Regions from separate parts of the Homo sapiens genome. Here region 2 is linked to region 1. Evidence: read pairs that join two places in POLR2A ChIA-PET (ENCODE). Cell type or tissue: Panc1. All regions are shown on one strand. Each heading gives the region's core, and the rest is flanking DNA. Links, peaks and the distances in the headings are about the cores only. Region 1 has its middle 87 kb from the start of ZNF608. Region 2 has its middle 11 kb from the start of ZNF608.

The links. ChIA-PET counts read pairs that join two places held together with the same protein. Peaks named below come from ENCODE experiments on the same cell type or tissue, not always from the same donor. Only the 100,000 strongest peaks of a DNase experiment are listed, where the experiment ranks them.
Region 2: POLR2A ChIA-PET joins it to region 1 with 5 read pairs; 6 of 35 experiments call an interaction of 5 or more read pairs at or near these places.

Annotation. Positions count from the first base shown.
Region 1 is chr5:124,830,657-124,836,041 of GRCh38, reverse strand. No RefSeq gene overlaps it. Among named protein-coding and RNA genes, the nearest start is that of ZNF608, 87 kb to the right of the region's middle. In Panc1, for the core only: no CTCF peak of the experiment used is centred there; no DNase peak of the experiment used is centred there.
Region 2 is chr5:124,754,518-124,759,902 of GRCh38, reverse strand. No RefSeq gene overlaps it. Among named protein-coding and RNA genes, the nearest start is that of ZNF608, 11 kb to the right of the region's middle. In Panc1, for the core only: no CTCF peak of the experiment used is centred there; no DNase peak of the experiment used is centred there; H3K4me3 peaks cover 377 bases; H3K27ac peaks cover 1,599 bases.

The DNA of each region.
Region 1 (5,385 bases), core at 158-5,157:
CCTGACCTTAGGTGATCTGCCCACCTCAGCCTCCCAAAGTGATGGGATTACAGGCGTGAGCCACCGCACCCAGCCCTTTTTGCTTAGTCTTGCTTTAGCTATGCAGGCTCTTTTTAGGTTCCATATGAATTTTAAGATTTTTTTTTTTTTTTTTTTTTTTTTTTTTTTTGGTGAAGAATGATGGTGGTATTTTGATGGGAATTGCATTGAATCTGTAGATTGCTTTTGGCAGTATGGTCATTTTCACAATATTGATTCTATCCATCCATGAGCATGGATGTGTTTCCATTTGTGTCATCTATGATTTCTTTCAGCAGTGTTTTGTAGTTTTCCTCGTACAGGTCTTTCACCTCCTTGGTTAAGTATATTCCTAAGTATTTTATTTTATTTTTTTGCAGCTATCATAAAGGGATTGAGTTCTTGATTTCATTCTCAGCTTGGTTGCTGTTGGTGTGCAGCAGAGCTAGTGATTTGTGTACATTAATTTTATATCCTGAAACTTTGCTGAATTCATTTATCAATTCCAGGAGCTTTCTGGAGGAGTCTTTAGGGTTTTCTAGGTATACAATGAGATCATCTGCAAACAGTGACAATTTGACTTTCTCTTTACTGATTTGATGCCATTTCTTTCTCTTGTCTGATTGCTCTGGCTAGGAATTTCAGTACTATATTGAATAGAAGTGGTGAGAGTGAGCATCCTTGTCTCGTTCCAGTTTTCACAGGGAATGCTTTCAACTTTTCTCCATTCAGTGTTATGTTGGCTGTGGGGGTTTGTCATAGATGGCTTTTATTACATTGAGGTATGTCCTTTGTATGCTGATTTTGCTGAAGGTTTTAATCATAAAGTGATGCTGGACTTTGTCAAATGCTTTTTCTGCCTCTATTGAGATGACCATGTGATTTTTTTTCTAATTCTGTTTATGTGGTGTATCACATTTATTGACTTGTGCATGTTAAATCATCCCTGCATTCATGATATGAAACCCACTTGATCATGGTAGATTACCTTTTTGATATGCTGTTGGATTCAGTTAACTAGTATTTTGTTGAGGATTTTTGCATCTATGTTCATCAGAGACATTAGTCTGTAGTTTTCTTTTTTTGTTATGTCCTTCCCTGGTTTGTGTATTAGGGTGGTACTGGCTTCATAAAATTATTTAGGGAGGATTCCCTCTTTCTCTATCTTGTGGAATAGTGTCAATAGAATTGGTACCAATTCTTTGAATGTCTGGTAGAATTCAGCTGTGAATCCATCTGGTCCAGGACTTTTTGTTGTTGTTGTTGGTAATATTTTTATTACTACTTCAATCTCTCTGCTTGTTATTGGTCTGTTCAGGGCTTCTAATTCTTTCTGATTTAAGCTAAGAGGGTTGTATCTTTCCAGGAATTTATCCATCTCCTCTAGGTTTTCTAGTTTATATGTGAAAAAGTGTTCATAGTAGCCTTGAATGATCTGTATTTCTGTGGTATCAGTTGTAATATCTCTCATTTCATTTCTAACTGAGCTTATTTAGATCTTCTCTCTTCTTTCCTTGGTTAATCTTGCTAATGGTCTATCAATTTTATTTATATTTTTCAAAGAACAAGTTTTTTGTTTCATTTGTCTTTGTTTTTTGTTTGTTTGTTTGTTTCAATTTCATTTAGTTCTGCTCTGATCTTGGTTATTCCCTTTCTTCTGCTGGGTTTGGGTTTGGTTTGTTTGTTTCTCTAGTTCCTTGAGCCATGACCTTAGATTGCCTGTTTGTGCTCTTTCAGACTTTTTGATGAAGACATTTAAGGCTACGAACTTTCCTCTTAGCATTGCCTTTGCTGTAAGTGTGATAACATTTAAATGTGAGATCATAGATATGTTACAAAGAAGGATAAATTTGGGGGAAATTTTCTGTATATGAGGATGCTTTTTTTAAAAATATTACTTATGTGCCTGAAAGGCCTGAGGTATTAACCTAGAGTAGACTTGAACCTCTGAAGGGACTTAAATGTATAGAAAAGATAAGAGCTGAGTCAGGATCAAAGTGTAACATGGATGGCCAAAGGCCCATCCTACCCAGAGATGGAGCTAAGCAAAGGCCACTCAGAGAATTCCTGTGGCCAAATTGCAGGGAACACAGTGTGGGGACTGCATATCTCGTAATTTTTAGTACCTTCTGATTTCAAATGGTTTGTCCCATTTTTCCTTTAAGGGCATAAGCAATAAATACACCATTTTCTTTCCAAATATACAGTTTGTGTAGTGCTTGGCTCCCTTGATGTTGATGTTTGCTTGAATTTAAAATAGGTGCCTGTAGGGCTTAGGAAGGCAAAGATTCCATTTGTCCTGGGTCCTGTAGGAATAAAAAAGTAGTACAGGCTAGGCTACATGGATGGTGGAAGTGTACACTGGCAAAAATAAACAATGACATCAAGCATCTGAATGTAGAGCAGTGATCCTCAACCCTCACTGTGTAGCAGGGTCTAATACTTGGTGCCTGGCACCTGCACTCTACTCCCGCTAAATTCATGTTCAGTTGCTCTGTAATGAGGCTCAAAACCTTCCTTGATATGGTACCACTAAGGAGCTTCTTAGAAATGTGGAATGTCAAGGCTCCAGCCCAGATCTACTGAATCAGAGTCAGTATTTTAACAAAAACTTCAGGTGATTTGTATGAACATAAAAGTCTTGCCAGACATCATGGCTCATGCCTGAAATCCCAGCACTTTGAAAGGCCCAGGCAGGGAAGACTCCTTGAGCCCAGGAGTTCTAAACCAGCCTGAGCGACATGGTGAAACCCCATCTCTAAAAAAATATTAAAAATTAGCCAGATGGACTAGCATGCACCTGTAGCCCTAGCTACTCAAGAGGCTGATGTGGGATAACTGCTTGAGCTCAGGAGATCAATGCTACAGTGAGCCTAGATCATACTACTGCACTCCAGCCTGGGTGACAAAGGGAGACCCTGTTTGAAAACACAGAAAAAGGAAGGAAGAAAAGAAAAGAGAAGGAAGGAAGGAAGAAAGTTGGTTAGTTTGAGAAATACTGCTGAAAGGGATCAGAATATGCTAACCCAAATATGCTACTTTAGCGTAAGGATTATTTTTAGTTGAAGGCAATTGAGAAACAGCAGAAACAGGAAGAGCTCTCTGCCCTCCCCCTTTCTGTCTAAAAGCAGGGCATAGATTTCCTTTGTAAAGATGTTCCCTTCTTTCTACAAGGAAAAAGGGAGCAACTCCAGAGACAATTCTTATCACCAGAGACAACCCAAGTCTGCATAACAAACTTTACAAAACAAAACTTATCTACATTTCCTAGTCACTTTCACAATTTATCACACTTAGGATCCCAAATCCCTTTTTCCTTTGTTTAGTCATTTCTCCACAATTTATCACCCTTTGTTAAAATGGTATATAAGTCACCAGGTCTAACCACCTCTTTGGGTTTTCATTTCTTTTCTGTGAAGCCCCTATGCAAGTAAAAATGTTCACAAAATGTGTATACCTTTTCTCCTGTTGATCTTTTATTAGTTTAATTATAGGCCTCAAGCAAATAACTGAAGACAGTAGAGGAAAAGTTTTTCTCTCCTACACTACTTTGGGAGATGTTTGTGACCTGGAAAGGGGTTTAATGATAGGAAATGCTTGTAGGTTCTCTTTAATACTTTAAACTTGTGCCAATTAGGAGGCCACAAAACATTTGTGTCTGATCCACTACAGGATTATTTACTAGGAAATTTCCCCCCACACTGGAGTACAGTGAGGACTTCAGCTGAATGTATATATTTAGCACTTCAAACAGGCTAAGATCAGGGCCCAGGAGCCAGCAAAAATGGCAGTAGTTGAACAGAGCTCACCTCTGAATTTAGAACAGAGGCTGCTATCTTTCTACTATTTTAGACTTCCTGCTGGCTAAGATCATCCCTTAGCCTAGAGGTATTGATTATAGCCAGAAATAAATCAGAGACTTCTATGCCTGCTTGAGTTAAGAGAAATCAGACTTCACACTCTTGACAGCTCTGCTGGAGCTGAGGTCTGCACCCAGCCAACACAAATCATTTATAAACAGAAATGAGAAGGCACTCTCACAGCATGGTCACAGTCATGGAAAGCATTAAGCTAAAGCAGAGGCTCAGTCCCAAAATTAGCAGTGTCAGCATCACCTGGCCACTCCCAGACCTACTTAATCAAAATCTCAGGAGGTTGAGGCCCAGTAATCAGAGTAATTAGAGTTTTAACCAGACCTCCAGGTGATTCTATTGCAAGCTAATTATTGAGAAGGAAGCTTCTTCCCATGTGTACTGAGCCTTGGAACTTATGTACCAGGCACATTTCTAAGCATATTAACTCATTTAATCTTCACACCAGCCCTATAAGGTGGATACCATTTTTATCCCTTCTTATAGATGAAGACAGTGAGGCTCAGAGCACATTTTACATCATTTTACAAAACTGAAACCAATCAAGTGCCTGGCACTGTGGTGTACTAAGCACTTGGGCACAATGGGGAGCAAAACTCATATAACTGTTCTAGTGGAACCCACAGGCTAGAGTAGCCACTAAGGATATAATCAAACAAACAAGAAGTAAGAGACAAATTGTGTTACATAAAGAGATATCTGAGCCATAACAGTGGTCCCAAGGTTGCCGTCTCACATAGGCAGCAGATCGCTGCTGGCTAGTGGTAGGAAGCCTCAGCTCCTCTCCACACTGGGTCTATCCACAAGTCTATTTGAGTGTCCTCACAACATAAACAGCAATTTAAAAGAAGAAGGTGGAAGCCAAAATGCCCTTTATAGGGCTGCCAGGTTTCACAAATAAAACTACATAACACCCAGTTAAATTTGAATTTCAGGTAAATAATAAATGAAGTGTTAGTATAAGCATGACACATGCAATATTTGGGACACACACTAAATTTTTATTATCTGAAATTCAAAGTTAATTGGATATACTGTATTTTATCTAAAAACCCACCCTTCATTACCTAGGTTCAGAAATCATACACCATCACTTTTGCCATACTTAATTAGCCATGCTGAGCAGCTGTGATTCAATGGGAGAGGAAACTACACAAAAGTGTGGACACCAGGAGGTGAAGATGACTGGGGGCTACTTTGGAGGCTAAGACACCAGATTTGCTACCTGTCACCAAAGGGTTTCTCCAGGGAGCCATTCAGTTTCCTCACATTTTTCCCCAAAAAGGAGTGATCATTCAGCATCTATGATCACAGCATTATGGTATCAAGACACAAAATAAGAATAATAAGAGTAATTCCCCTGAAGGAAGGGGAAGGTGAACAATTTAAGCTTTTCTTGAAGCCACTTCCTCAACAGTGAGATCAATGTTTGCATGTGTCTAATTTTAATATCTATTCAAAATTATATTTTTACCTACTATGCAAAAGGCTTCCA
Region 2 (5,385 bases), core at 87-5,086, 76 kb after region 1:
TTCAAGGCTGCAGTGAGCTATGATCATGCCACTGCACTCCAGCTGTGGCGACAGAGCAAGAGCCTGCCTTAGAAAAAAAAAAAAGAATTTAATTCTGTGTCTGAATTGTGTGTTTCATTTTTACAACTCTATTTCTTTGAATAAGACAGAAAACATGTACTGAAGAAATCTAAACTACCAAATTTTTTCTTTATTTTAAAGAAAATGAATGAGCCAGATGTGGTGACTCATGCCTGCAAATCCCAGCACTTTGGGAGGCCCAGGCGGGCGGATCACAAGGTCAGGAGTTTGAGACCAGCCTGACCGACATGGTGAAACCCTGTCTCTACTAAAAATACAAAAATTAGCTGGGCATGGTGGCACACACCTGTAATCCCAGCTACTCAGAAGGCTGAGGCAGGAGGATTGCTTGAACTCGGGAGGCGGAGGTTGCAGTGAGCTGAGATTCCGCCATGGCACTCCAGCTTGGGTGAAAGAGCGAAACTCTGTCTCAAAAAAAAAAAAAAAAGTTTGTGCAAGGAAGTTATAAACTGTTCAACTGAGTCTCCTAGACACATGTTGAAAATATAAATAGCGGCTAGGCGCGGTGGCCTACGCCTGTAATCCCAGTACTTTGGGAGGCTGAGATGGGTGGATCACTTGAGGTCAGGAGTTCGTGACCAGCCTGGCCAACATAGTGAAACCTCTTCTCTACTAAAAATACAAAAATTAACCATGCGTAGCAGTGCATGCCTGTAATCCCAGCTACTTGGGATACTGAGGCAGGAGAATCGCTTGAACCCAGGAGGCGGAGGTGGCAGTGAGCCGAGATAGCGCCATTGCACTCCAGCCTGGGTGACAGAGCCAGACTCCGTCTCAAGAAAAAAAGAAAATATAAATAGCACGTTACAGATTTTCAACGTATATGGCCTTGCAAGTAAATTGGACTCAAAACAAACAAACAAAAACCTGTGTAAACAAAGGGTAGGCTACAGGTGTAATCTGCTGCTTGTTTGTATATACAGTAAAGTCATTTTACCCTGTTGGATTAATGCAAAAACTGTTCTAAATCCAAGGGATAAATTGTGTTTCTGAATAGCTCCTTCCTTCTCCAAGGCACGGTAGCTTTTTGTTTGTTTGTTTGTTTGAGACAGGGTCTTGCTCTTTTGCCCAGATTGGAGTACAGTGGCATAGCTCACCGTAATGAGCCTTGAACTCCTGGGCTCAAGTGATCCTCCTGCCTCAGTCTCTCAAGTAGCTGGGACTACAGGCATGTGTCACCACATTCACCTAATTTTTGAAATTTTTTGTAGAGACACGGTCTTGTTATATTGCCCAGTCTGGTCTCGAACTCCTGGCCTCAAGCAATCCTCTCGCCTTGGCCCCCCAAAGTGTTGGGATTATAGGAATGAGCCTTTCAACTGGCCCCAGTTTTTAACATAGAAATTTTCAAAAGTGTGTGTGCGTATGTAAGCGCATGTATTACATAAAGAATATTATGATCCCAGGGGGGCACGGTGGCTCACGCCTGTAATCCCAGCACTTTGGGAGGCCGAGGCGGGCGGATCACGAGGTCAGGAGATTAAGACCATCCTGGCCAACACGGTGAAACCCCATCTCTACTAAAAAATACAAAAAAAAACAAACAAAAAAAAAAAACAAAAAGCTGGGCGTGGTGGCGGGTGCCTGTAGTCCCAGCTACTCAGGAGGCTGAGGCAGGAGAATGGCGTGAACTCGGGAGGCAGAGCTTACAGTGAGCCGAGATCGTACCTCTGCACTCCAGCCTGGGCGACAGAGCAAGACTCCGTTCCAAAAAAAAAAAAAAAAAACAAAAACAAAAACAAAAACGAATATTATGATCCCTATCAACAAACCACCAGTCCCAATAATGGCCAGCTTTATGTCATTTTTTAACCTCACTCTGCCACCTATTGTGGTAAGACTTTTCCTTGGTTCAGCTAACAACAGGGTCCTTTTCCGTCCCACGGCCATGAAAATTTAGGTTCCCAGATGGTTTGAAGGGTGAGTGAAGCAGGGTTTTATTGGGTGAAAAGGAAGAAAAGGGGGAAACAAGGACTCTGGCAGATAGAGTGCTGCTCACCAGCAGCTTGGATCCCAGGTTCCACACAGGAAAAGGTAAGGCAAGGTTCCTCCCTGCTGCAAATGTCCTGAACTTCACGTTGGTGAGGCTCCATCTCATTGGGCAGGCTGGTTGGAGTTTCTCCAGGGACCCCCTCCCACCTGGCTGCCTCACTATTATGGGAATATTTCTTAAATGTTTAAAATTTTTCTCAGATCCAAAGATGTGACCAAAAACTTTTTTTTTCAATTAAGTGATAAGAAGAAAATTGATTTTTAAAAAATATCCTGAGTATAAGGACCAGAAGTGATACAATTTCTCGCAGAATTTGCATGTATCTGATCAAATGTGCCATATCTTCAGTTTGGCATAGAGTTGTTCTATGTTGGAAAAAAGTTAGCACATTGCTTGTTAACTGCATTTCTTTCAGGAAAAGAAGTCCTTGGTCACCTGTTAATGTTCCTGCACTCAACAAAAAGAATGGCAATGTTGTCTGGAGTTTTGTTCTTTTATAATAGTCCTGGTGCAGTGGTTAAGCATACAGGCTTCCTATATTAAATCTTGGCTGGACCAAGATTTGGCTGGAAAATTTAGACAAATTACATGATTTCTGTGTCTCAGTTTCCTCATTCTGATGCTAATACTACTTATTTCACTTGCCTGCTATGAAGATTAAATAAATTAATACATATAAATAATTAAGAAGACTTTTTGGAACATAGTAAATCACACATGTATTTCCTACTATTATTCACTTGAATTACAAACCTATTTCAGGCTGGGCGTGGTGGCTCATGCTTATAATCCCAGCATTTTGGGAGGCCGAGGCAAGAGGATCCCTTGAGCCCAGCAGTTTGAGACCAGCCTGGGCAACATAGGAGACACCCTTCTTTACAAATATAAAGAAACTAGCTGGCTGTGGTGGTGCATGCCTGTGGTCCCAGCTACTCAGGAGGCTGAGGTAGGATTGCTTGAGCCCAGGAGGTTGAGGCTGCAGTGAGCTTCGATCATGCCTCTGCAATCCAGCCTGGGTGACAGAGTGAGATTCTGTCTCCAAAAATACAAAACAAAACAAAACAAAACAAAAAACCCCGACAACAACAACAACAACAACAAGCTTGAAAGAGTTGTGCATCCTTAATACACTATAGGAGTGTTAACTTCCTTTTTTTTTTTTTTTGAGACAGAGTCTCGCTTTGTTGTCCAGACTGGAGTTCTGGAGTGCAGTGGCATGATCTTGGCTCACTGCAACCTCTGCCTCCCAGGTTCAAGTGATTCCCCTGCCTCAGACTCCTGAGTAGCTGGGATTACAGGCAGCTGCCATAATGCCCAGCTAATTTTTGTATTTTTAGTAGAGACGGGGTTTCACCGTGTTGGCCAGGCTGGTCTCGAACTCCTAACCCCAAGCGATCCACCTGCCTCGGCCTCCCAAACTGCTGGGATTACAGGCGTATGCCACAGCACCCGGCCAAGAGTGTTAATGTTTAAAACATCTTTTAAAATTACAAATAAAAGGCAATGTTTTAATTATGAAAAAATACATTGTCTCCTTTACCTGAAAGATTACTTTTCAGTATTAAAGGTTTTTTAATTTAATGTTTTGACTTGTAAATATCTCAATAAAATTCTTTTTGGGAGACATTATGTTTAGAATTATAAAAATTAAAGCATATGTTTGTTCATTTAACTTTCATGGGACCCCTCTAAAATCCAAAGACACATCATTAAAACCCAAATAAACAGAAAACATTAAAATATGGTTAGAAAACATGTTCTCGTATATTCAACTCTATTCTTAACAGATCATTACATTTTAAAGGTGTTTGCAAGAAAATACAAGGTGCTTCCTTAAATGATTTTAAGAATCTTAAAAAAGAGGACAGAAGGACAGAAAGGAAAAGAAAGGAAAATAAAAGATGATTAAAATATTCATAGTAGAAAAAGGTCCACAGAGCAGTCTGGCAGGCAATGCATGTGATGAGCTGTAGAAACCTTAAACATCCTGGACCAGAAGTCAGCCAATCAGGGGGCTGAGAACCACATTTCCATAATGATGATTGGCTGGTGGACTGGAGGCACCGCTGAGCTGTGAGGAAGGGGAGGAAAGGCTCTGCTGAGAAAATAGCAAAACAACTTTCTGGCTTTCTGTTGTTTATTGCATATTCTCCAAATGATTGTAGTGATTCATTCTTTAGGAAAGCTTGTTTTGAAAACAAAAGAGGCACAGTTGTTCACAACAAAAGTGATATTCAACAGCCAAAGGAGCCGAGTATAACGGAACTCTTTTATTCTTCTTTAAAATAAACTTTGGTCTCCTGATTTCATCTAACCAAATATGTTAAGACTTCCCAGGTGATGCATAAGGGTTGGATTTAAATATTAAAATTAGGCAGGGGTTACTGTTTCTGATAAGTATCACTGCTTTGTTCTTCTGTCAGCTTTAGAAAATGTGCACAAATAGAATATATTTTTATAAAATGTGAAAAAAATCCTTAAATTCTAGCATCAAAAGTATATTTAGTGCTTTCACACTTGAGGGAATTATGCCACTCTCCAAAAAGAAACTAATTTAGGCATTTTGTTTTCCTGCAGTCATATATGTGTGAAAGTTGGAGATACATGTATCAATGTGTTTGGTATTGCTCTCAATTTTTACACATATGTAAAAATCTACTGTCATGAAGTCATAAGGATTTTAAAAATGACAAAAGAAGAAGCAGAGAAATGGAGGCAAAGGAGAAAGATGGAGTGGAACGTAATGGCTGGATCCTGCTGCCTCTTGATCTTCCTGTGCTTGATCGTATTGCATTTTGTTGTAATTGTTTTGAATTCAAATAGAGCAGTGACAACATTTCACCTACAAGTTTTTAAATTTAGTTTTACAAACACTGTATCTACGGGCCATCTATCTGGAAATGAGAATAACTCTATAATGCAGATTAAGCAGAAGTATTTTGCAGTCTCTCCCAGTGACTATTCCTTGGCTAGCTAACAGACCAGCCATTCAGAAGCAATTTTCTTCAGGCTGAAATTATGTGCTGACCTTAGCAGATCACTTCCCATAATAACCCTTCCCCCACCCAATGCTAAATACAATCTGTCTCCTACTCACTGTAATAACGTGCAAATGACTGTAATTTTACAGACAAGAAACAGCCGAAAGTGAAACGTGTCTAAACAGAGGTCGATTTGAAAAATCAGGGCTATTACCTAAATCTGTAAAATACATATTGTAATAAAACCAGCAACAGAAATCTCCAATAAGTAGTTCTTTTTTTTTTTTTTTTTTTTAATGTAGCTTGTGTTTTGATCTTCTTTATGCAGCC